Linked DNA regions of Mus musculus: all the other regions are linked to region 2. Evidence: chromatin loops called from intact Hi-C (ENCODE). Cell type or tissue: heart. All regions are shown on one strand. Region 1 overlaps Cyp4f37 (cytochrome P450, family 4, subfamily f, polypeptide 37). Region 2 overlaps Cyp4f17 (cytochrome P450, family 4, subfamily f, polypeptide 17). Region 3 holds the start of Cyp4f15 (cytochrome P450, family 4, subfamily f, polypeptide 15).

Region 1 (8,000 bases), 110 kb before region 2:
GGGTGGAATGGCATACACCTGCAACCCTGAGAAGGCAGAGACGGGGTCAGAAGATTCTTGAGGCTTGCTGGCCAGCTAGTTTAGTGGAATCACTGAATTTCAAGTTTGGTTTGAGACCAACTCTGAGTCCAGAAGCTCGGGATGGAAGTATGGCGACAGGGCTGATTTCAAATAAGGCTTCTAAGGTTACTATGGCTGGGCTGAAACACTATGACCAAAGCAACTTCAGGAGGAAAGGGTTTATTTGGCTTACAATTCCACATCACTGTCCATCATGGAAGGAGGTCAGGACAAGAACTCAAACAGGCAGAAGCTGATGCAGAAGCCATGAAAGATTCTACTTACTGTCTTACCCCTCATGGCTTGCTCAGCCTGCTTTCACCAGCCCGAGGATGGCACCAACCACCATGGGCTGGGACCTCCACCATCAATCACTAGTTAAGAAATTACCATAGAGATGGATCTTATGAAGGCCCTGCTGGGACAGACTCCCAGACTAGGTGCGTAAGAGGAACTTCCCTAATTATTTCCCTAATTGTTGATTGGCTAAATGAAGATGGCAGAAGCTAATAGTTGGATGAAAGAGAAGACAAGATTTCCGGGCAGGACAGGAAGAGATGACAGGAGAAGACTGGGAGCTGGACCAGGCGGCAGGCCTGCAAGGAGTTGCAAACAGGTAGGTTTCTCAGGGCACCGATAGCTCATGGCCTCTGCAGTTGTGCCTGAGGAGGGCAAGGACGATGGGACAGGATATTCTTTTATCAGCCTTTGAGTTACCTGGTCAGTTTTAAACTACAAAAGTCTTTAGTGTTTTCCTTTCACAGGGCTAAAGGGAGCTGGGTGAGACCGGAGTGGCCATTGTGGCACCAGGCAAGTAGCAAGCAGAGACCAGGAGAGCTAGCATGGGAGCTGAGTAAGACCAGGGTGGTAGTTGGCAGTCCGCAGAGCCAACCGCAGGGTTGGCTGATCGTTGGAGCATGAGTGGTGGCTGTGGTCGAACGCAGGAGGGACTGCGTTGAGCAGCTTGGCAAGGCCAGCTGGAAAAGTGGGCTGCGGTGTGAGAGAGCAATGGCCAGCACCATGGCGGCTAGCCGGACCAAGCATGGGTTTCCTAAGTAGAGCTAGCTGCGGTGTGATCTCAGAGTTAAGTCGTGAGGGGCAAGGGGAAACGTGCTTTATAAAATTACCTGGGAGGAGCAGAGATAAGCCGAGCTATGGGAAGAGGCTCAGAGCAATGGACTACTGGGAAAGGGTACCCTCCAACCTGCTAGGCTGACTGCACCCACACTCCTGTAAGTAACCCCATAAAGCACATTGGTTTGCAAAGTTGGACTTTGGTGGTGTCATTATTTTGATTTGTCATCGTTTCCCTGTCTGGTTTCTTCATATCCTCCCAGGAATTATGTCACAGAGTGTTTACCACTGACCAAAGTGACAATCACACCAAAGTCCAACTCAGTAAATCAGCAATTTTTTATTGGGGTTACTTGCCAGGGTATTGGTGAGGGCTTACAGAAACAGGGGTAGCTCAAAAAAGTCCACCCATCACAAAAGGGCAACAATGCAGGAAAACTTTAACCCTGAGCTCACTCAGTCTCCTCCCGAATAGTTGTTTGTTTCTTCTATAAAACTCGAGAAGGGGCTTCAAGAGTCTGGTGAGCCAAGCAGCAGTGTCCCAAGCCTTTACTAATAGCACTCAGAAGGCAGAGGCAAGTGGGTCTCTGTGAGTTGGAGGTCTACAAGGCAAGTTCCAGGATAAGCAGAGCAACCCTGTCTAGAAACAAACAAACAAGCAAAAACAAATCTGGCTCGGTACATAAGATGCTATTTGCCTACTGGGCCTCATAAACCTTCCCTCTTCCTCCTGGACTGAACGTGTCAAATAGGAGAAAACTGCCTTAGAACATCAGGCAGAACGGGAGGGGAAAGACAGTGATCCTTGCAGGGGCAGAATGTTAGAGACCACTCCAACCTCCATCTACCTAGCCTCGCTGCCACCTCTGTCCTGTCATCAAGGGCATCAGGTGTCAGGTCTTAGAACTTTCAGAAAAGAGGTATGTGTTCCTCCTGGAATCCCGCAGCAGTTCATTATACTAAACCTGGGAAAACTAGTATTTTCAAAGCCTGCTGTTCCCAAACTGTCCTGCAAAGGGAGCATTCTCCATGGTCAGGAGACCAACAGATGACTGTAGCCAGTCAGAAACAGGCCTAGCTGTGTTTTTAAGAATTACACAGGCATCTGTTGTGATCTGTGGAATGCAAAGACCTACACTTCCCCACCCCCTGCAGCCATCCGTTGTCACGATCCTAGGCAGAAGCAAAGGGAAAGGGAGAATATCTGCACAGGGTCCCCAAGACTTATTTGCTTCAGAGGGACAAAGGACAGGAAATAGGAAACAAAGACAAGGGGTAAAGGACAGGGGAGAAGGGGTGGGAAACACAAGAGATGGGAGAAGGTTGTTTGTCCCAGAATGGGACAAAGGACTTCTGGATAGAGAGGAGACCAATGTAGCCCATAGGCAAATGGCAGTTTATAAAGGTAAATTAAGAAACCAGGTATTAGGATGGAGTGTTTAATTAGACATGCTAATTAGAGGAAACAAAGAGGGCTTTTGATTGCTGTACTTCAATAGTGTGATAGCTGCACTTTGGTAGTCAGCCTCAAGAGGAGGAAGTGACCAAGTAAGGGAATAGATCTTGGTGGCTCGCTTTAGGAATGTAGTCTAACAGTTTAGCAAGGCGGAGGGAGTGGGGGAAGGCAAGGCCTGCCAGGACTTTCTATGTATTCCAAGATAGTCTCCAACTCACGATCCCCCTGTCACAGGGACTGGATCTCAGGGTTGAGTCACAGCGTCCACCTGACACTGTTTTTAATGGGTTCGTGAGAGGGTGAAGGGATCAAAGCCCAGAGGTGCTACTAGAAAGGAAAATTAGAAGATTCCTGTGAACTAAGTGGGAGTCTCAGTGAACACGACCCAGGACATAAGTTAATGAAGGATTCTGGGACTTTGTTTACTTTAAGATGCCTTAGGACCTTGGGAATCACAAGCCCAGAATGTCATTTAACATCCTTCTCAAAGGTGCCAAGACAGACCTTTCTGAGAAACCATTTTAGTCAAACTTTATAAACAACCCCACCCCCACCCCCCAGGGGTACTGTGGCAGCCCACTGCTGTAAGTGCAGCTCTAAGAAGCCAAAACACTGGAAGAGCGCTTCAAATATAACGAAGAGGAAGAGAAGGCAGAAGAAAGTGGAAAGAGTGCGATTAGGCTTTGTTTCAGTGACTAAAGAGTGCCAAGCATGCCAGAAACTCGACTCCCTCTCCTAATCTGCTCCAAAATCTACAGTGACTTTAACAGGATGAAGTCCAAGCTTCGACTGGAAAAGAACTCTCAGCGTGAAAGCCTTGCTGGGCTAAATCAGCAAACAGGTACTTTGCCTCAAAGACACCAACCCATTCTCTTCAGAGACCACGGCTGATTCTGTGGCCCTCTAGCGCCCCCTGCTGGCGTTCTGTGGAGCCAAGCTAATTCTGAGAACCGGAGAGAACAATTGGAGGGTGGGGTAAAGAAGCCTCAAGGTCAGGTTTGGAGTCCTTCAGCACTGTGCTCAGCGGCTCCACCCGCAGCCACAACCCGCCCTCCGCCCGCAGGATTATCTCTGGCTTCCGGCGCGGCTCCTTGTCATCCGGCAGGATGCGGAAGCGCAGCAGAGTCAACGCCAGTGCCACCATCATCTCATTCATAGCGAAAGTCTGTCCTATGCAGTTCCTGCGGAGTGACAGGATGGGGACTCTGACTGAGCTCTGCCTAGAAAGGAGCTCCTGGACCCAACCTGACCCAGTCCTGGTCAGCCCTTCAACTTCCAACCCTGGGTTCTGCAGACTTTTGCACATTCTCTGAGCAGAGGGTGGTAAGGAGAACTAGAACCCAACCATCCCAGCTCCACCCTATTCCCACTGTCAGCCCCAGAATCCACCCATCACCACAAGCCATCTGGTCTCACCTGGGCCCGGCAGAAAAGGGAATAAAAGCCAGAGGAGGCCTCTTGTGTGCGTTTTCTGGGTCAAAGCGGAAGGGGTCATAGACCTGAGGGGAGGGGCAAGATGAGGCTTTCTAGGTTGCTTCTTTGCGCACACCCAGCCAGCCCCCCAAAAGTAGACATAGAGACAGGGGTGACAGCTTCTTGTTTCCAGGTTGGGGCTACATCCCCTTCCCATGTCCCTCCCAGCAATGCCTGGAGGAGCCCCCACCTCAGGGTCTGGCCAGACTGATGGATTGTGATGAATACCAAAGATGCTGATGACACAGATGTTCCCTGTTGGGTAGGAGGATCCAGTCAGTACTAGCCAGGTCCAAGCTGCCCCTAGAGACCATCACCCTACTCAGATGCTTCCCATCTGCTCCTCCCTTCGCCCTTGACTTTCAGGACACCTTTAGGGATGACCCGGCCATCAGGTAGCACAATGTCCCGGGTGCAGCGGCGGAGGAGATCTATGACTGGGGGATGCAGCCGCAGACTCTCCTTGATGCACATGGTCAGGAAGGGTAGCTGGGCCAGGTCGTCCCTAAGGAACACAGCGCACAATTATTCAGGAGCAAAACAAAGTCTAAGCTCAGCCTCATCAGCCTCTGGTTGGATTAACCACTCGCCTCTCATGCTTAGTCATGGAACAAATTATATTCTAGATGAATCAAGGATGCTTGCCAGTTCCTTTGTGTGTTTGTGTCTAACTACTAAGAACAACCTTGAACTCCTGTATTTGTCATTCCACTTCCCAAGTTTTGATGCCATAGGGGTCAACTAAGATCTAGGTCCTTAGATCAAAGATTAACACTACTCTCCCCTGAAATCTCAAAAACATGGGAAGGGGGAAGCAAATGTCCCCCACTAACTGCACCCCACTTAACAACTTTATTCTAGTTAGAAGAATGAATATCTAGTGAAGTTAAAGCTGGCACTGAAAAGTGGTTTTAAAAATAAAAGATGGAGATGTCCCTCAACAGAGGAATGGATACAGAAAATGTGGTTGGTACATTTACACAATGGAGTATTACTCAGCTATTAACAACAATGAATTTATGAAATTCTTGGGCAAATGGATATATCTGGAGGATATCATCCTTAGTGAGATAACCCAATCACAAAAGAAGTCACTATATATGCACTCACTGATAAGTGGATATTAGCCCAGAAACTTAGAATACCCACGATACAATTTGCAAAACACAAGAAAATCAAGAAGGAAGACCAACATGTGGATACTTCATTCCTCCTTAGAACAGGGAACAAAATACCCATGAAAGGAGTTACAGAGACAAAGTTTAGAGCTAAGATGAAAGGATAGACTATACAGAAACTATCCCACCTGGGGATCTATCCCATGATCAGCCAACAAATTCAGACACTATTGCACATGCCAGCAAGATTTTGATGAAGGGACCCTGTTATAGCTGTCTCGTATGAGGCTATGCCAGTGCCTGGCAAATACAGAAGTGGATGCTCATAGTCATCTATAAGATGGAACACAGGGCCCCCAATGGAGGAGCTAGAGAAAGTACCAAAGGAGCTGAAGGGGTCTGCAACCCTATAGGTGGAACAACAATATGAACTAACCAATACCCCCAGAGCTCGTGTCTCTAGCTGCATGTGTAGCAGAAGATGGCCTACGCGGCCATCATTGGGAAGAGAGGCCCCTAGGTCTGTCAAACTTTATATGCCCCAATACGGGGGAATGCCAGGGCCAAGAAGTGGGAGTGGGTGGGTAGGGGAGCAAGGCAGGGGGAGGGTATAGGGAACTTTCAGGATAGCATTTGAAATATAAATAAAGAAAATATCTAGTAAAATAAAATTAAAAAAATAAAAGATGGAGCCAATCTCACTAAAACTTATTATAAAACTATAATGATAAAAATGGAAACATTTTCTTAAAAACTACTTTATTCATGAGGCCTGTGGAACACAGGCATAAGAAGACAGTACACACCGCAGAGAAGTAGAGATGTGATTTTGAGGAAGATGTTAAGAAAACTAGCAATTAGCAACAAAAATAATTAAATGGAGCCCGGAAAAGAAATCCAGGACTGGAGAGGTAGAGGCTAAAGAGTAAGCTGGAGCTCTTGCTCCTGAAGATGTAAGCAATAAAGCTTTTTCCGCAGAAGGAAAAAAAAAAAGAGTAAGCTGGAGGCTGTCATGTCGAAGAAGGCAGCTGTCTCAATAGATACATAAATAAAACAAATGCTTGCACATCGTGATGGCACACACCTTTAAACCCAGAACATGGGAGGCAGAGGAAGGCAAATCTCTAAGACTTTGAGACCAGCCTGGTCTACACAGTGAGCTCCAGGTGAGCCAGGGCAACACAATATGACTCTATCTAAAAACAGAACAAAACAAAAATTCTTGGCCTCTCCAAATATAGGGTAGATTCTCAAATACATCGAAAACACTAAAACAGTGAGGAAATTAAAAGACTATATCATTCCAAAGATTTGTCATTTCTGCAAGATGAGTCTAAAAAATCCTCCCCACCCCCCCGCTTGGTATTTTGTTTTATTTATTTATTTAATATATATGAGTATGCTGTTGCTGAAATACCAGAAGAGGGCATCAGATCCCATGACAGACCATGGTGAGCCACGATGTGGTTATTGAGGATTGACCTCAGGACCTGGAAGAACAGCTTTGGTATTTTGAAATGTATAAAATATTACTAAAAACTTGACAAGATACACCCTGGGATTACAAAAGGATTGAAAAAGAGGTGTCTATAAACTACAAGAGAAGAGGGGAACAAAAGCCAGAAGGAAATTCACAAGATGGGAGGAGGAGAATCAAGAAAAATCAAGTTGGGTTTGAAAACTCTATAACAAAACCTAATTTGCTATGTGAGACATAATTATCTAAAGGAAGATGTCCAAACTGGGCATGTAATCCCTAAAAGCACGGGGGTTAAGACTCTGTAATCCAACCTGAGCTACATAGACACACCCTGTAATAAATACAGCAAAGAACATGATGACCAGAAGCTCCAAGAGCAGAGACTATCATGCTCACCATTCAATCTCCTGGGGCTCTCGGCCCCTCAGCAGCTCCTGAACCTCCTGCCGGCAGCGCTCCTGGTATTCGGGGTGCCTCGCCAGGTTGTACAGGATCCAGGAGAGTGCACTGGCTGTCGTGTCATGGCCTGAAGGGTAGAGAGACAAGCAGGGTTGTGTCCCTGGCCTGTTTCAGCAAAATGGGGCACTTGTATCCAGACAGAAAGGCTCCAAAAAGGGATGGATGGAAAGAAAGAATGGAGGGAGTCTAGGTCTCCCCAAAATAGTTACTTGAGACTGGCACACCTCTACCTCCTCTGTAGCCCTACACAGGGACTCTCACCTCCAAACATAAAGGTGTCAGCCTCTGCCCGGATGTCCTCATCTGACAGCTCCTTTCCATGTTCATCCTGAAGACAAAACAAGACCCTCGATTCACACCATGTGTGTGTGCAGACCACCCACATGTTTGAATGCTTGACCACAGAGAAGAGGTGTGGCCTTGCTGGAGGAACTGTGTCCCTGTGTAGGTAGGCTTTGAGGTCTCCCTTTTATTTTAAATTAGGTATTTTCTTTATTTACATTTCAAATGTTATTCCCTTTTCTAGTTTTGCCCCCGAAAATACCCTATCCTCACCCCAACCCTCCCACTCCCACATCCTGTCCCAGGCACTACCCTATACTGGGGCATAGAACCTTCACAGGACCAAGGGCATCTCCTCCCATTGATGACCGACTAGGCCATCCTCAGCTACATATGCAGTTAGAGCCTTGAGTCTCTCTGTGTGTTTTCTTTGATTGGTGGTTTAGTCCCAGGGAGCTCTAGGGATACTGGTTAGTTCATATTGATGTTCCTCCTATGGGGCTGCAAACCCGTTCCGCTCTGTGGGTACTTTCTCTAGCTCCTTAATTGGGGACCCTGTACTCTGTCTAATGGATGACTGTGAGCATCCACTTCTGTA
Region 2 (8,000 bases):
GAACTGAGAATGCTGCTAGAGTGATTCACTTCTGCTGAAGTGATTCACCTAGGGAACCATGTTTCCAGAACCAACTTTAAAAACACAGAGGCTATTGGAGGCAGCAGAGCCTGTCAGCAAGGTCACATACTACTGCTTCTGCAAGCATGAAAGCTATGGGAGCAGGGCGGGGGCTTGAAGGCTTGCACCTGGCAACAAGAAAGCCACTGAAGCCAGGCAGTGTCTCACTACGGCCTTGAAAGATGGTGCACACTGCTGAGAATCTGAATGCTTAGTTGACATGGAGACCCCGGGATATTGGGAGATGTCAGGAGAATAAGATATCTCCCGTGAAATCCTTCAGACACAAACTGGAAGTAACTCTCCCCTCTCCACCCCTCCCCACCCCTCCCCTCCCCTCCCCTCCCCTCCCCTCCCCCCCCAAAAAAACTCTTTGCTGCAAGAAGCAGCAGAAGGGGCAAAGCTCCCAATGGCTGCTGGAGCAGTGATGATGCTGTCAGGCACCCCAGGTGCTGGATATGAAGCTACAGGGATGTTTTTTGTACGGTTCAGTCTTGCATTTTAAATTTTTCTTTTCCTACTTTTCCTTTCTTTGCCCACATTACTCTCTCTCTATTGGACTCTGATGTTTATACATGAAATATGTTCGTAGGTGGATTTTTAGTTTGTCGTTTGTTTCTTATAAGGCCTCACAATTAAGAATTCCCCTCACATCTCTTAGGAAACTCTGGACTAGGGACTTTTGAGTAAGTGTTGGGATTACTCTAAATGATGGCAGGTTTAGGAACTGAATGAATGCATTTTGCTTTAGATCAAAATTAGAGCTTGTAGGACAAAGGTGAAATGTTTTAACCCCCATTGTGACCCTGCGGGTAGATGGGAAGTGTGCAAGAAGTGATGCGGCCGCATGGGCCAAGATGTTTACTGCCTTGCCCGAGCATGCATGGTGAGGCTACATGTGTGGGCTGCCTGCCAGGCTGGACTGCTCCTCATGATCCGGACCTGTCAGCCTGTTGGTGACCGACCTGAGCTCCTGCCTGGAGTGTGTGTGAATTCTGATTGGATGAGGTTTGGTGGAGCTAGATGAGGTCAGGTGGTGCAGTGCAGAGTATAGTTTTGTTGTTTAGCCCTTGCCCTAAGTAGAAGCTAGTGGTAGTAAGAGAAGCTGTTGTAAGGGGAGTTGTTGTAAGAGAAGCTGCAAGAAGGATGGAGGAAGAAGAGGCTGCTGGGGAAGAGAGCTGTAGGGGGAAAAGCCCGAAGTAAAGAAGTTGCTGCGTGAACCCGCCTTGGTGTCCATGTCGTTCTTGTCTCCGCCGGAGTGGAGATGACCTGCAACAGAAGTGGAGACTGGAGAATCTCTAGAGGACTAGTTCTCAACCTTCCTAAGGCTGTGGCCCTTTAATACAGTTCTTCATGTTGTGGTCAGACCAATCATAAAATTATTGCTATTACTACTTCATAACTGTAATTTCACTACTGTTATGAATCATAATGTATATATATATATGTGTGTGTTTTCCAATGGTCTTTGGTATCTCACAATCAGGTCACAACCACCCATAGGTTGAGACCTGACTCTATATAACCAAGGGCAGCAGAAACTGAGAGAGCCTGTCTCAAAGCCAGTGGAATAGTGGATATCAATCTAGATTTTCCTCTGACCTTCATGTGCACACATGCACACCTGCACACATGAACAAACACTCTTGGGCATATACAAAGGCTATTAATGAGTTAAATACTTAAAATCACATCAGAACTCTCTGTAGAAATTAATACCCATATTGGAAACTTTTATATGGGAAATAAGAAAATGGGGCTGAGGAATTGACTGAGAGGTTAACAATATGTACTACGTTTGCAGAGGACCCTAGTTTGATTCCCAGCAGGCTCATCATGTGGTTCAAACTGCCCCACCCTCTGGGCACACATAAGAAGGGAGGGATAGAGAAACAGAGAGAGAGAGAGAGAGGAGAGAGAGTCAGAGAGAGAAGAGAGAGATGTTTTGATTCTGTTTCTGTGTAGAATGCTGTCTGACTCTGGAATGTGGCCTAATCTCACTCTCCTTGACTCTATAGAGCATCCATAACTTCTTGGATAGTGAAGTTTACATCATAAAGTAAAATTTCCTTTGCACCCCTACTGAAATACACACTCTTGGCCCCAGCATACATATAAAAGGGAAGACCAATCAGTCCTGTGGAGAGTCTATCTGAAAGGACAGTCCATCATGAGAGTCAGCCATCTTGAAAACTGGTCCCTTCCCTGTGAGATGAGCCACCCTAGATAATAGTGACCAAGAAACCCAGCCCTGCTGAACCTTGCCCAAAGTGCAAATTCCTACATTTATAGGCAACCTCCTACAATTAACAGAGGGGTAGATCACAATATTCCTTAATGCACGGTCAGCAAGAGCATGTAGCTCAGTGGGGGAGGATTTCCCTAACAAGTGCAAGACCCGGGCTTCAAGCAGATTGCTACCAAAAACCCAAAGACATTCTATACATAGAAACAGAACACTAAAAGAATATTTTTAAAAATCATACTTTTTTGCTCCTAAGTAATTTCTCATTTTTTCTTCTTTTAAAGATTTATTTATTTTCTATATATGGGTACACTGTAATTGTCTTCAAACACACTAGAAGAGGGTATCAGATCCCATAAGAGATGGCTGTGAGCCACCCTGTGGTTGCTGGGAATTGAACTCAGGACCTCTGAAAGAGCAGGCAATGCTCTTAACGGATGAGCCATCTCTCCAGCCCATCTAAAGTCATTTCTCACAAGCAAAAATATGTAAAACTCTGGTTTTTAACTTTTGAGACAAGGTCTCTCAATGCTGGTCTCAAATTTTCTATATAGCCCAGACTAGTCTTTAAGTCATGAAAATGTTTCAATGACTTCCTGGTAGGAGGAAGAAAATCAAATCCTAGAACAGTCAGAAAAGTTAAGTGTGTGAGTGTGTGTGTGTGTGTGTGTGTGTGTGTGTGTGTGTGTGTGCTGAGACACATACAGACATGGGGAAGCCAGAGGTTTATGTCAGGTGTCTTCATACTCACATCCACTTTACTTCCTGAGACAGAATCTCTTACTGAACCTGCAGCTCTGATTCAGCAAGTCAGGCTGGCCAGTGAGGCACTGGGATCTGCCTGTCTCTCCATGGAGCCACCCCACCACCACCACCCAGCCCCAAGAGGAGTAAGTGAGAACCTGAAAGGACACCACCACACAGGAAGCCTGCCAGCGTGAGGTCATTTTAAATTGAAGCTGCCTCAGTGGCCTTAGCCATCACAAGCCGTGGACATCATTTAATATCATTTGGAGGGGCTCCCAGGCTTCTCCCCTGGGAAGCTGCCCTTCATTTCTAATAAACAGCCCTTCAGATATGACAGGCACAGTGGCCCATTTCTAATTGCACCGCTCTGGTGGTTAGGACAGAGATTTGCTACAAGTTAAAGGCCAGCCTGCTATATCCACTAAAAGCTGAGACCCTGTCTCAAAAAAAAAAAAAAAAAAAGAAAAAAAAAAAGAAAAAAGAAAACTGCCCCAAATCGGCCAGTAAACGTTGCATTTCTCCTGCTCAAACATCTATAGTGCCTCCTTATCGCCAAAAGAATAAAGGCCGTTCTTGAGCTGGGGTGCATGGAACTCTCATCAGTCTGCAGGCCCTGTGGGCTACCCAGAAAGGCCCTTGGACTCAGACAGCAGCCCCAGTCTCTTCTCAGCCAAGCTTCCAGACAGCCTCTGTTGTCCTGCAGCGCCCTCTGATGGCTCTGGGTGAAACTCCGCTTACTCTGGGATTGGCAGAGGAAAGTGACTGGGACAGTAGTAGATCTGGTCACTGAGTGCCCTTGCTCAGAGGCTCCACCCGCAGCCACAGCCCGCCCTCTGCGCGCAGGATCAGCTCTGGCTTCCGGCGAGGCTCCTTGTCACCTGGCAGGACGCGGAAGCGCAGCAGAGTCAGCGCCAGTGCCACCTTCATCTCCCTCATGGCGAAAGTCTGTCCTATGCAGTTCCTGCGGGAGGACAGGTTGGTGACTCTTACTGCACTGAGACTTAACCAGCCCTCAAGGTTTGAACTTGACCTGGTCCCTGTCTCGCCTCGCCAGCCTGAGGGGCAGAAGGTGCGCTGAAGCTCCTGGGACGCCAAGTGTTGTGTTGCCACTCCCAAAGCTCTCTCAGACTCAGCGCCCAAGACAGATCGGGACAGGGCTCTGAGCACAGGGCCCCCACCTTTCACTTTCCACCCCGGGATTTCTAGATCTTTGCACATACCCTGAGTAGAGGGCAGGAAGGAGTCCCAGAACCTGACCATACCAACTTCCCCTGTCCCAGCTGTCAGCCCCTCAGTCACCGCAAGCCCTCTCACCTCACCTAGGCCCAGCAGAAAAGGGAATAAAAGCCAGAGGAGACCTCTTCTGTGGGTTTTCTGGGTCGAAGCGGAAGGGGTCATAGACCTGCAGGTCAACCAAGACTAGGCTTATGGGTCGCGTCTCTATTCACATGGAGACAGTCCCAGAAAAGATGGACATGGAAACAGAAGAGTGACAGATCTGGTTTTCCAGGTAAGGGCCACACCTCTTCCCCGGGTCCCAGAATTAGAGAGTGGGAGGTGTCGCACCTCAGGGTCTGGCCAGACTTCAGGGTTGTGATGAACCCCGAAGATGCTGATGACACAGTCGGTTCCTTTGGACAAGAAAAAAGTCAGTGCTGCCCCCTTGGGGACCATCAGGAGCCACCTCCCCATACAGTCCACACCTTTAGGGATGACCCGGCCATCTGGAAGCACAACGTCTTGGGTGCAGCAACGGGAAATGACCGTAACTGGGGGGTGCAGCCGCAGACTCTCCTTGATGCACATGGTCAGGAAGGGCAGCTGGGCCAGGTCGTCCCTAAGAAACCACCACGTAATTATCCAGGGTGTAAAAACAAAGTCCTAGCCTGCTAGAATGCTTGTAATTAGAGGGCTAGCACCCATGTTCAATGACCTGAATTCAGTAGCCAGACCACACAAAGTATGAAGAGAGAACCAATTCCTATCCAAGAGTTGTCTTCTAACCTCCACACATGCCATGGACTTCACACACACTCTCGAGCGTGCGTGCGCGCGCGCGCACACACACACACACACACACACACACACACACACGCACATGCACACGCACACATACACACACCTGTAATGCATAAACAGTACTGGCCAGCCTCACTGCCACTTGTTGAAACCCTTACTGCTTCACTGTGATCATGAGTCTAAAAACAAAGTTAATTTAAGATGAATCAAAAATATTTGTTCATTATTTTTATTTGTGTGGGTATGTGTTATGTAAGCCAGAGGTCACCCTTGAGCATCTTTCTCTATCCCTCGACGTTTTCGGTGTTGAGACAGTGTCTCTCACTGAACATGAGAACTGCATATTTTGACTTGACTGGCTGGCCAGCATAATCCCATCTCCTGCTCCCGTGTTCCAGTGCTGGGATAGCCTTTTACATGGAGTCTGAGAACTCAAACTGAAGTCCTCATACTATCAGCAAGTACATTACCCACAGAGCCATCACCCCAGCCATGTTTTATCGATTTTACTTTGCTTTGACATTATGTATCACTATGTAACCTTGGCTAGCACAGAACTCCCTGTAAACCAGGCTGGCCTTGAACTCAGAGCTCCACTTGCCTTTTAAGTCCTATGTGCCACCATGCCTAGATATATTCTGTTTTTGTTTTTGTCAGCAAGGTCTCATGTACCCCATGCTGGCCTTGAACTCCCTGTATAGGCAAGGATGGTTTTGACCTGATCCTTATGCCGCCACCTCATAAGTGCTAAGAGAACAAGAGGGAGCCACAATGCTTAACTCCGAATCAAAGATTAAAGCATTAGAAAACCAAAACAAAAAAATAGTGGAGAAATTAACTTGATATTCATATTTTGGAAATATTTCTTTTTTGAAACCATACTTATTGAAAGATACCATTACCAAAAACAAAGAGGATATCTTTAACTGGTTTTTTTTTTTCATTTATTTAACATGAGAGGCCTTTAAAAATTAAATGGAGGCACTCAAGACTCAGAAGGTGGAAGAGGAAGATCAACACTTCAAGACCAGCTTAGGCTCCACTGAGGTGACAGCCAGCCTGAGAGACCAGCTTAGGCCACTGAGGTGACAGCCAGCCTGAGAGACCAGCTTAGGCTCCACTGAGGTGACAGCCAGCCTGAGAGACCAGCTTAGGCTCCACTGAGGTGACAGCCAGCCTGAAAGACCAGCTTAGGCTCCACTGAGGTGACAGCCAGCCTGAGCTTAGGGGGACTGTCTGAACAAGCTTAGTAAGAGTGCTCACCACTGTCCTGGAGGATCCCGCTTCACTTCCTAGCACCCACACAGAGCAGCTCATAACTAGCTGCTACTCCAGCTCCAGGGGATTTGACACCTTCTGGCTTCCAAGGGCACTCACACTCACTCACCTGTACACACCCACACACAGACAGAAATAAAAGTCAATCTTTTTTAAAGTGAGTAAGTTAAAAATAAATATTTGTCTGTTCTGACTAGGACGGAATTTTCCACTATCATGTATTTGTGTGAGAATAAACGTGCAGCATGTATTGTTAACCACACCTGAACTAGTGGAGAGAGCACCACTGACTGACTGCAATTCTGTACCCACGTCTCAGATCCTTACCAGACTGACTGAGGAGAATTTAAAAAAAAAAAAAAAAGTCCAAGTAAAATAGCACAAGTGACAGCTTTATGACAGAACACCAAAAGCTTAAACTTAAATACCAGAAGGAAGAGGGAGTATGTTATTCACAGAAATCAACAATCTATATGTCTTAACATACCATGGCGAAGGTCCTGAGTTCAAATCCCAGCAACCGCATGGTAATGAGATCTGGCACCTTCTTTTGGTGTATCTGAAGACAGCTACAGTGTACTTAGGTATAATAATAAATAAATCTTAACAACAACAACAACAACAACAAAAAAAAAAAAAACAGGCGGTGGTGGCTGACGCCTTTAATCCCAGCACTTGAGAGGCAGAGGCAGGAGGACTTCTGAGTTCTAGGCCAGCCTGGTCTACAAAGTGAGTTCCAGGACAGCCAGGGCTACACAGAGAAACCCTGTCTCAAAAGAAAAAAAAAAAATACCATGGACCACAATAGTATTCAAAAGAGTCATTCACGGGTTTCTGGGATCCTGTCTGTCTATTATCATGTGTGTGTGTGTGTGTGTGTGTGTGTGTGTAAATTGTGCAAGCCACAAGCAAAGGATACATAACCCAAGAGAAAAGTAGATAGAGGATATGACCTAGGAATTCCCAGGGGTCAGCCAGTAGAGATTTAAGAAGCCATGTCCTAGCTTGTCGGGCAATCCCAGGAGGTAGACACAGCAGAGGAGGAGGAGGAGGAGGAGTTCAAGGCCAGCTTGAACTATATAACCCAAAACACCAAACCAGGCCAGGTGGGTAGCTCCTCGGGGAAAGAAACTGGCTGCTGATTCTGACAAGCCAGGTTCAGTCCCTAGAATGCACGTGGTAGAAAGAGAGAACCAATCCCTGAAAGGTCCTCTGACCCCCACATGGGTACTTGGCACATACACACTCCCAACCCGACACACACACACACACACACGCACACGCACACGCACACGCACGCACGCGAGCAAACAAATAAACAAATAAATAAATGTTATTTTACAAAAAAAAAAAAAAAAAACCCACCTACCATTCCCGCTCACAGCTATGCTCATGACTCTAGACTCACCAACTTACCATTCAATCTCCTGGGGCTCTCGGCCCCTCAGCAGCTCTTGAACCTCCTGCCGGCAGCGCTCCTGGTATTCGGGGTGCCTCGCCAGGTTGTACAGGATCCAGGAGAGTGCACTGGCTGTGGTGTCATGGCCTGAGGGACAGACAGGAAGGTCTGGGTGTACGGACAGCTTTAGCACCCCAGAGTAAATAATACTTGGACACCCATGTCCCCAAGCAAAGCAGTGGATGGATAGAA
Region 3 (8,000 bases), 150 kb before region 2:
TGAGCAAATGGGCAGTGTTTCTCCACGCTTTCTGTCTCAAGTTCCTGCTGGAGTTCCTACCTTGACTACCCTCAAACAAACTTTTTCCTCCTGAGGTCACTTTTGGTCAGTGTTTTATCACAGCAACAGAATGAAAACAAAACTTGGATAGGTCTGCAGTTCCAACTGTGCAAAAGGTCTGCAGAGCAGGGACTAGTCAACTCCAGGACAAGAGGGGACCACTAATTCTCTAGGAGGGCAGAAACTCCTACCTGTGAGGCCCCATGCTCTCACCAAACATCACCCTGCGTATGATGTCACTGATGTGTACAGATGTTGTGAGCTTCGGTGTTTGCAAGTGAAGCAACTGAGACCGAGTCACCCAAAGGCAAGAACAGACTTGGTCAAAATCTAAGGCACGGGGTCAAGGAATGCTTACGGGAGGGTGAAGAGACAACTCTTATCTCAGTTGGGCAACAGGACTCAATGGTCCATCTTAGGGAAGAACTGACAGCTTTTAAGTAAAAAGTGCTTCAGGAACAAGAGGCAGGAAGACAACCCATAACTCTCCTGCTTCATGGGTGGTAGGAGAGGAATACCAGAGATTACCCCCAGGCAAACATGGAAACCCTGATATGGATTGACAGAAAAATGGCATTGACGTTGGACAGAGCTTCCCAAGAGGCCTCAAGTCCAGCAGACAATGAGGGAACCCCAGGGGTCCTCACTCTGTATTGTCTACCTTGGAAGTGTCCACCAGTGTAAGAAAGATGGACTAGAAATTAATCCAGAGCAAAGTAGGGGTGGAGGCAGGGACATGAGAAAAGCTAGTGAAGGATGCTGGAGGACTTCAGACCCATCCCCTGAGGTCCATTCCTGGTCCATTCTCTCCAAAATACAAGACCCACAATATATTGCTGCACTCACCATGCCTAGGTGACCCAAGAACCAATTCCATTTGGGGGGTTGAGGGAAATCACAAAGATGATGATATGTTCTGTAGAAGATATAGGTCTGAGTCAGGACACGGGCCAAGAGCCAGGAAGCTCCGATCAGCAGCAAAAGCAGCCATGGTGAGGATGCCTCCAGCCTCAGTCCCAGCCAAGACAGGTCCAACTGTGGCATCCTGTGGGGCAAATGGACAGACAGTGAGACTGGGAGGTTGGAAGAAGGTTGGGGCCATCAGGCATAATGGACCAGGGATATGAATAATGAAGGCTGTTTGTAGGAGGAGAGATCCATGGGGTGGAAATAGGCAGTAATATGGAGGAAGAGGAGGTGGAGGTAGAGGAGGAGGAGGAGGAGGGAGAGAGGGAGAGAGGGAGAGAGGGAGAGACCCAAAATTCCTGAATGAAACTGCCAGGAGATGTTACCTGAAAAACCCCATGTCTGAAGCCAACAGGATCACTCTGACTTTTTGGCTTCAGATAGCTGGTTATCTAGAAATAAGCAGCCAGGTTCAGGCTTAGAGTTCTCTTTAACCTACTCTTAGCCAGGCACCTTCTCTCAGGAACAGTGAGTTTCCCACGGTTCTCCTTCCTTTAGAGTTTCTTTGTTCCTGGCTTCTGCTCTGAAGGAGGCTGAGCTCAGTTGTGTCAGCCAATCCTTCACAGGCCCAACTGCCTCCTCCCCTCTGGGGCAGAAGGCCAAAAGGAGGGGGTTGGGTCAGCAGGGTACAGAGTGAAATCAATTCAGGGTCACAGCATGAACACCAGAGCCTTAGAACTTGTTCCCTCTCACATCATGGGGGAGGGCGGGGGGTGGGGGGGTGGGATGGAGGATGGGCATGGGGATGGAGGTTGAGGGCAGGAGAGATTTGGGAGCAAAACTCTGAGGTTAGCAGAGGTAAGTCTGAGTCTAACATCCACAGCCAAGTAGGGGTATCCCTACGCGTCAGAGACTCGTCAGAGACGACAGTGTATCTAGCAAAATCATTAACAGGAATTCTCCTGCTAGGAGAATGCAACCAGGCCAGGCTTGGTCACAGACCATCTCCCAAAGTCCTCTGCACTGGACTGCACTCACAGCATGTACCTTTTTTTTTTTTTAAATACACAATATTTTATTAATTTGTTGTTGAGAATTTTATGCATAAAATGTGTTTTGATCAGACTTGCCTCCTACTCTCCCGCTTAATTCCTTCCAGATTGGCTCCTTACCCACACCCCTCCCTTTTTTTTTTTTTTAAATAACTTACTGATTCAAATAGGTGTAGTGCCTATCAGGGACAAAAGGCTTACCAGTGATCAGACCCTCAGAGAAAGCTGACTCTCCCACCACCATCAGCTGCCAATAACTCCTCAACTAGGGGCTAGGGCTCACCATCCCTTCCCCAGTGCTGGAATGTTGGTTATCTTGAGCTTGGTGTTATCTTGGGTTCACTGCAGCGTCTGTGAGCTCACTAGAGCAGAGGTCCTACCATACCCAGAAGGCATTGTTTGGTCCTATTCTTCTAGACTTCTGGCTCTTACAGTCATTTCGCTCCAACTTCCACAAAAATCCTTGAATCTTGTGGGGCCCATGTGGGCGTGGTATAGTTTCACTTAGAGACAAGTTCTGCTCACTGCACAAAGAAACTTCTCTCATGGGGTCTGAGACCTGCATGTAGCCTTTCATGGCACAAAACTGGGAGGTCCAGGATGCCTCTGCCTACCAGCTACACAGTCAGGCAAAATTCAAATGCTGCTCTGAAGCAGCTCAGGGTCTGGAGAGAGCCACTACTCTCTGGAGCAGCAAAAAGGAGTACAGCCCAATGACCAAGTCCCCAGGTCAGATGCCAGGAGTCAGCAGCTCAGCTGGGAGAACATAACTTAGGTTGACCTATATGTGAACTGAGACATGGTGAGAGGGAGGAGACATGTGATGTTGAGGTGGAGAGCAGCCCTGAGCAGACAGGTACAAGCAGAACACAGCACTGGTCACACAACAGCCTTGAGGGTCAGTCTGTACAGGCCACCTTTTTTGAGGGCCACTTATTGATTTTGCAGCTGCGTAATCCAAGCTCAATGAATCACTGGCTTTCAGGGGTTCCCCCACTTCCACCTCCTTTTCTACAAAAGTACTAAGATTATGCATGTGTGCAATTATGCCCGACTTTCTATGGGCTCTGGGGATTTGAACCTAGGCTGTTATGTTTGCACAAGTGTAATACCCTCTAGGGTTGCAGGAACAGTTTTTTGCATTTGTTTGTTTGTTTGTTTGTTTGTTTTAATTAAAGGTTTAAAACACAGGGAAGAAATGTTACTGGAGATCTTGGGGAGTTCCTGAAGACTAATCATATGTTAATAAAAGAATTGCTTCCCCATTTTTTTTTGTCTCAATAATTAAAGTGTCGTCGTTTGAGTGAGCTACATCTCCCATAGTCTAAGGCATCTGACGACTTTGTTGTTGCAGGATATTTGATAACACTGTGAACCTTGAGATAGTGTAATTTACTGGAAAAACCTGTTTATAGTTGTGACTTGGCTCCACCTTAGCACTCACCTTTAATCCAAGAGCTTTGTGCTTGAATACTGTAAACAGGATTAAATAAAGTCAATCTTAGGTCAAGAGGCAGAGCAAGCAACCAGTTGACCGGAAGTGAACATAGGATTATTAAGAAAAAGCCATAGAGAGTAACAGGAAGTCAGGAAGATGGATAGAAAGATGCATAGGAAGTAGAAGGGAGGGAGATTCAGTTTGGAGGAGGTTTTCGGAGATGGTGAGGGAGATTTGCTTCTGGGAGGCTGTCTGAGAAAGGTCATCTGGGTACTTTCTCTGCTTCTCTGAGCTAGCAGATGTTCACCCCAGCCTCTGGCTCCTGAGTGTTTGGTAGCAAAATCAAATAATTGAGATTCTGTTAACAATAATTTGTCCTCACTTGGTGGCTTTTTTGGGGAGGGTTAGGAGGTGTGGCCTGGCTGGAAGAAGAGCGTGAGCCCTGAGTTGAGGAAAAGTGTCCCATGGGGATGGGCTTTGAGAATTTAAGGCCTCACCCTACTTGCAGTTTGCTTTTTCTGGTGCTTGTGGTTCATGATGTGAGCTCTCAGTTTCCTGCTCCCGCACCCATGGCCACCTGCCATTATGGATTCTGTCCCTCTGGAGCCATAACCCAAAGTAAACTCTTTCATGAGTTGCCTTGGCCAAGCTGCTTTATCGCAGCAACAGAAAAGTGACTAATAAAAAGAAACTCAAGGACAATAACAGACTCAAGCAGATTAAGGATAATTTATTAGAGTTTCAAAGGAAATTCCCAGGGCCCACTAGCTGTCATTCTCAAAGCTGTGTTGAGGAGGAGATTGGAAAAGCCAAGCCAGCATGAAGGTCAACCACATGGTAACAGGTAGTCACTCGATGAAGAAAAGAACTTTAGAAAAGATGTAAGGAAGTTGAGAGTGTTAGGGAGTTTATAAGGCATAGTTAGACTCTTGCAGGTGTCCAAAAGAAAAAGAAAGAAAAAGGGAAAACTACTGACTCAGAAAGGTGAGCAGACCAGATCTACCCCATGTTGGCTCCTGGGCATTGCACCAGGGTCTGGGAAGAAAGAGTACATTATCTTCAGGTAAGCCTCCCTTCCTACAGCTGAGTGTCTAGCTAGAGCCCTGGTCCATCCTGTTGGATTAACAAGAAGACAAGGGCATGCCTCTGCCTACGACTAGATCACAGTCACCCACCTAGCTGTCTCCACAGCCCTCTTTTCTTATATGAAGTGGAGGTAGCAGTTTGCACAACATTTACTACTCTATGCGACTATCATTTATATTTTAAAATACCATTAATATTTAAAAAAGGAAACTTGTGACAATTTTGGAATTTTGTTTTTAAAAAAAAACACAGACATATAAGAATATGTTTTCATTTTAATCCCAGGTGTGGGATATAAGGCTGCTTTAGATTGTCCACAGTAGCTGACCATCTGCTCTTGCAGGGATGTGATTTTGCCAGCTGCATATCATTTCTGTGATGGTGTGATACTTGGAATTCTGGGGGCTTTTTAGAGGAATTATCAATGCTAGAACCCTGAGAGGTATGCTGGTTGGTGGGTTGTTGTTGGTCATTGTTAAGTATGCATGGGCAAAGAATAAACAACAAAAAGAAATTAGATATCCTGACTCAGAAGATCAAACTTGCCCCTAAGAACTCCACACCCCTATTCAGCAGGAAGTAGTCTAAGGATGGCACCATCTGTCTCCCAACCCCTGACCTATCCTTTCCTCTCTGTCCTCTCTTCTCCCTTATCTAGTGTTAGGGGCTTGATAGGGTGTGTGAAAGGGGGTGGAGAGTGGTGGAAGAAAGAAGAACTCACAAAGTAGCCAAAGAATAGCTACAGGGAACTGTTGCATGTCATGCTTAACACGCAGCAGAACTCCGTATGTGTGACTTTCAAGAATCAGTATCATGTGTGGGAACAGATGGCACCTGTCAGCTCCAGCTGTGTCATGGGACACTTTTCCTCAACTCAGGGCACTAAAGTTTTCTCATATTCTCCAGAGGAAGTAGTAGAGCTGATGTGGAGATTAGATACCTAATATTGATCAAGGAATTAAATCAATACTCCCTAGTGTGCAGCCAGCACCAAGCCTGGACTTTCCATTCTTACCTTTGGGATAGAACGAGGACATGGCTTCTAGCTAGGATTCTTGGGTCCCTTTCACACACCCATCAGGGAACTTGGTAGCTATAACCATTCATTGAGCATCCTCCAACCTTAGCAGGCTTTTGGAAAAAAAAAAAACTGTGAAGTTCTGGCTTGGGATCCAGTAACCTTGTTTTGTTTTTTTTGTTTTTTGTTTTTTGTTTTTTGTTTTTGTTTTTGTTTTTTTTTTTTTTTAAAGCTGGCTTCGATCTTTCACCAGCTGTGTGGCCTTGAGCAAGTAAGTTACTTTCTCTGAGCCTCAAATTGCTAAGGGCATGATATAATGTATGCCTGTGGGTATTCATGAGCCAGTCACCATGTTTGTCCTATTTTAGGTTCTTTAGAAGCAGGCTGTAAAAAAAAAGTGAAGCTCAAATTCTATTCCTTGGAGGTGACCCTTAGGCAATATTTTAACTACCAGGTGCTAAAAGAGGACCCCTGGGAACCAGCAACACAGTGGGAGTGATGGGAAGGGAACGTTAAAGGCATGTGTTGAAGTTTGTACAGTGTCCACCTGGGCTAAGACATGCTGTGGGTCTCTGGGAGACAAACAGTACGATGTACATGCCTAGAATTATCTCTGGAGATGGGATAGTTGCCCACCCGTGACCATCCTTCAGGACTGAAGATTGCTCCCAAGGGCTATGTTTGTCTGGGGTTTGTGGCCTGTACTGAAAAGGTTAGGTCTAAGAACAGGGCCAGGGAGCTAGCTGTAAGAGAAGCCCCAGTGATTGCAACACACACACACACACACACACACACACACACACTTAAAAACCAGCACAGTATGCAAGCACACATAAAAACCTCCTCCACACTCTACACATTTTCCTCCACATGTACATACACAGCACACATTATAAATACATTTGCACAAGTGCACACAGACTTAACCATCAAACATTCAGTTTCTCACACTTTGAATTAATGACCTAAGAGCCTGATGTTCTCAAACTGGCCAGCAGAGGGAGCTTCTTCCATTCTCAGACCCACAGGCTCGTTCATTTTACGTCCTTTTTGATCTTAAAGCTTGTTTGTCCTGAGCAAGAAGTAAGACATTCAGGATCCCAAATACCAATTATGGCATGAAGCAGGTTTGCAAAGAATAGATTAGCTGGTGAGAGAGAAAAAGGGAAGGTCTTTTCTTTTTTAATTGTGGTACTCTATTTGTTGCCCGAGGATGTGTAAACTTGAGCAATTATGAACTTACAAAGCAACAACAACACAAAATATAGTTCCGCTAAAGCTCACCCGAAGGAACAGTGAGTTTATTGGGTTTACTTACAGAGCATGAATGAGAGGCTGTGCACAAAAGTGTGGACGACTTCAAAGCAGTTTCTCCATATGTGATGGCTAAATGTTGGTTGCCAACTTGACTGTATATGGAATCAACTAAACCCAAGCAGCTGGGCAGTCTATGAGGGATTTCCTCGACTGAGTCACCTGAGGTCAGAACCCATCCTAAGTCTGAGCCCCATCTCCTGCTGTCATCCCACGTGAAAGGTCACGGAAGACGGAAGCTTTTGCGTTTTGCCTGCTTGCTCTCACTCGTGCTGGCAAGCTCATCTGTCTTGTGGCTAAGTACTCCTTCTTTGGTCTGAAAACCTTTTTCTCCAGGATTCCAGCGCAGACTGAAGAGAGCCTGAAGCAGTTCTCTAGGGACCAACCCTTCAGGACCTCTGACTAGAGTAACACAGCTGAGACGTGCAGCCTCGTGAACTGAGCAGCAACTATAGATGGCCATTGTTGGACTACCCAGACCACCATCAGACCACCTGAATAAACTCCCCTTTAAGTATACATACAAATATATATTAATATGTATTTTATCAGTTCTGTTCCTTTAGAAAACTCTGACCAACACACCATAGCTGAGTAGGCGAACTTCGGTTAACCTTCCTGAGTCTGTATACTCTAGCACTTTCTCTAATTAGAACAGAATAGTTGACAAATGCTAGGAGGAGTGGCTTGAATATCAGTGGATCAAATGTAAGCTCTCAGCTATTGCTCTGGTGCCATGCCTGCCTGCTTCCATGCTCCCCTCCAAGATGAACATGGACTAACTCTTTGAAACTATAAATCCCAATAAACTCTTCTATGTTGTCTTGGTAATGGTGTCCCTTCACAACTGATAAGTAGCTAAGACAGAAGTTGGTATCAGGAAATGGTGTATTTCTGTGATACGCCTGAACATGCTTGTTTTTTGAGAAATGTGGAAGCCTTTTGGACTTTGAATTAGAAAAGTGGTTGAATGCTTTTAACATAGCTTAAAGCTTAATGGGCCATCATAGAAGGAACAAAGAAGAAAGTAGCGGTGAGGGCAGTGTGGACTAAGAGGTTTCAGAGGGGAGCAGTATTAGGAACTGGCCTAAAGACCATTCTTAGGCTATTTGGGCAAAGAATGTGG

The links. A loop is a pair of places that touch in the nucleus more often than their neighbours do. Peaks named below come from ENCODE experiments on the same cell type or tissue, not always from the same donor. Only the 100,000 strongest peaks of a DNase experiment are listed, where the experiment ranks them.
Region 1: it touches region 2 in a loop (2.8-fold over the local background); 8 of 42 quality-filtered maps call a loop at or near these places.
Region 3: a loop joins it to region 2, with 10 times the contacts of the local background. A loop is called at or near these places in 18 of 42 quality-filtered maps.

Annotation. Positions count from the first base shown.
Region 1 is chr17:32,630,747-32,638,746 of GRCm38, reverse strand. It overlaps Cyp4f37 (cytochrome P450, family 4, subfamily f, polypeptide 37), which reads right to left. Exons shown (of 13, transcript NM_001100187.1): 8 at 7,382-7,448; 9 at 7,058-7,187; 10 at 4,435-4,568; 11 at 4,254-4,318; 12 at 4,007-4,089; 13 at 2,563-3,771. The coding sequence ends at 3,528. Among named protein-coding and RNA genes, the nearest start is that of Cyp4f37, 13 kb to the right of the region's middle. In heart, CTCF peaks have their summits at 3,500 (motif pointing left) and 6,642 (motif pointing right); a DNase peak (open chromatin) is centred at 3,526; H3K4me3 peaks cover 922 bases; H3K27ac peaks cover 540 bases.
Region 2 is chr17:32,524,730-32,532,729 of GRCm38, reverse strand. Cyp4f17 (cytochrome P450, family 4, subfamily f, polypeptide 17) reads right to left here. Exons shown (of 13, transcript NM_001101445.2): 9 at 7,766-7,895; 10 at 4,756-4,889; 11 at 4,619-4,683; 12 at 4,372-4,454; 13 at 2,572-4,013. The coding sequence ends at 3,836. Among named protein-coding and RNA genes, the nearest start is that of Cyp4f16, 7.8 kb to the left of the region's middle. In heart, a CTCF peak has its summit at 3,778 (motif pointing left); DNase peaks (open chromatin) are centred at 3,779 and 4,639; H3K4me3 peaks cover 922 bases; H3K27ac peaks cover 670 bases.
Region 3 is chr17:32,679,164-32,687,163 of GRCm38, reverse strand. Cyp4f15 (cytochrome P450, family 4, subfamily f, polypeptide 15) reads right to left here and starts at 1,533. Exons shown (of 13, transcript NM_001346538.1): 1 at 1,353-1,533; 2 at 907-1,105. The coding sequence starts at 1,366. In heart, a CTCF peak has its summit at 6,555 (motif pointing right); no DNase peak of the experiment used is centred here.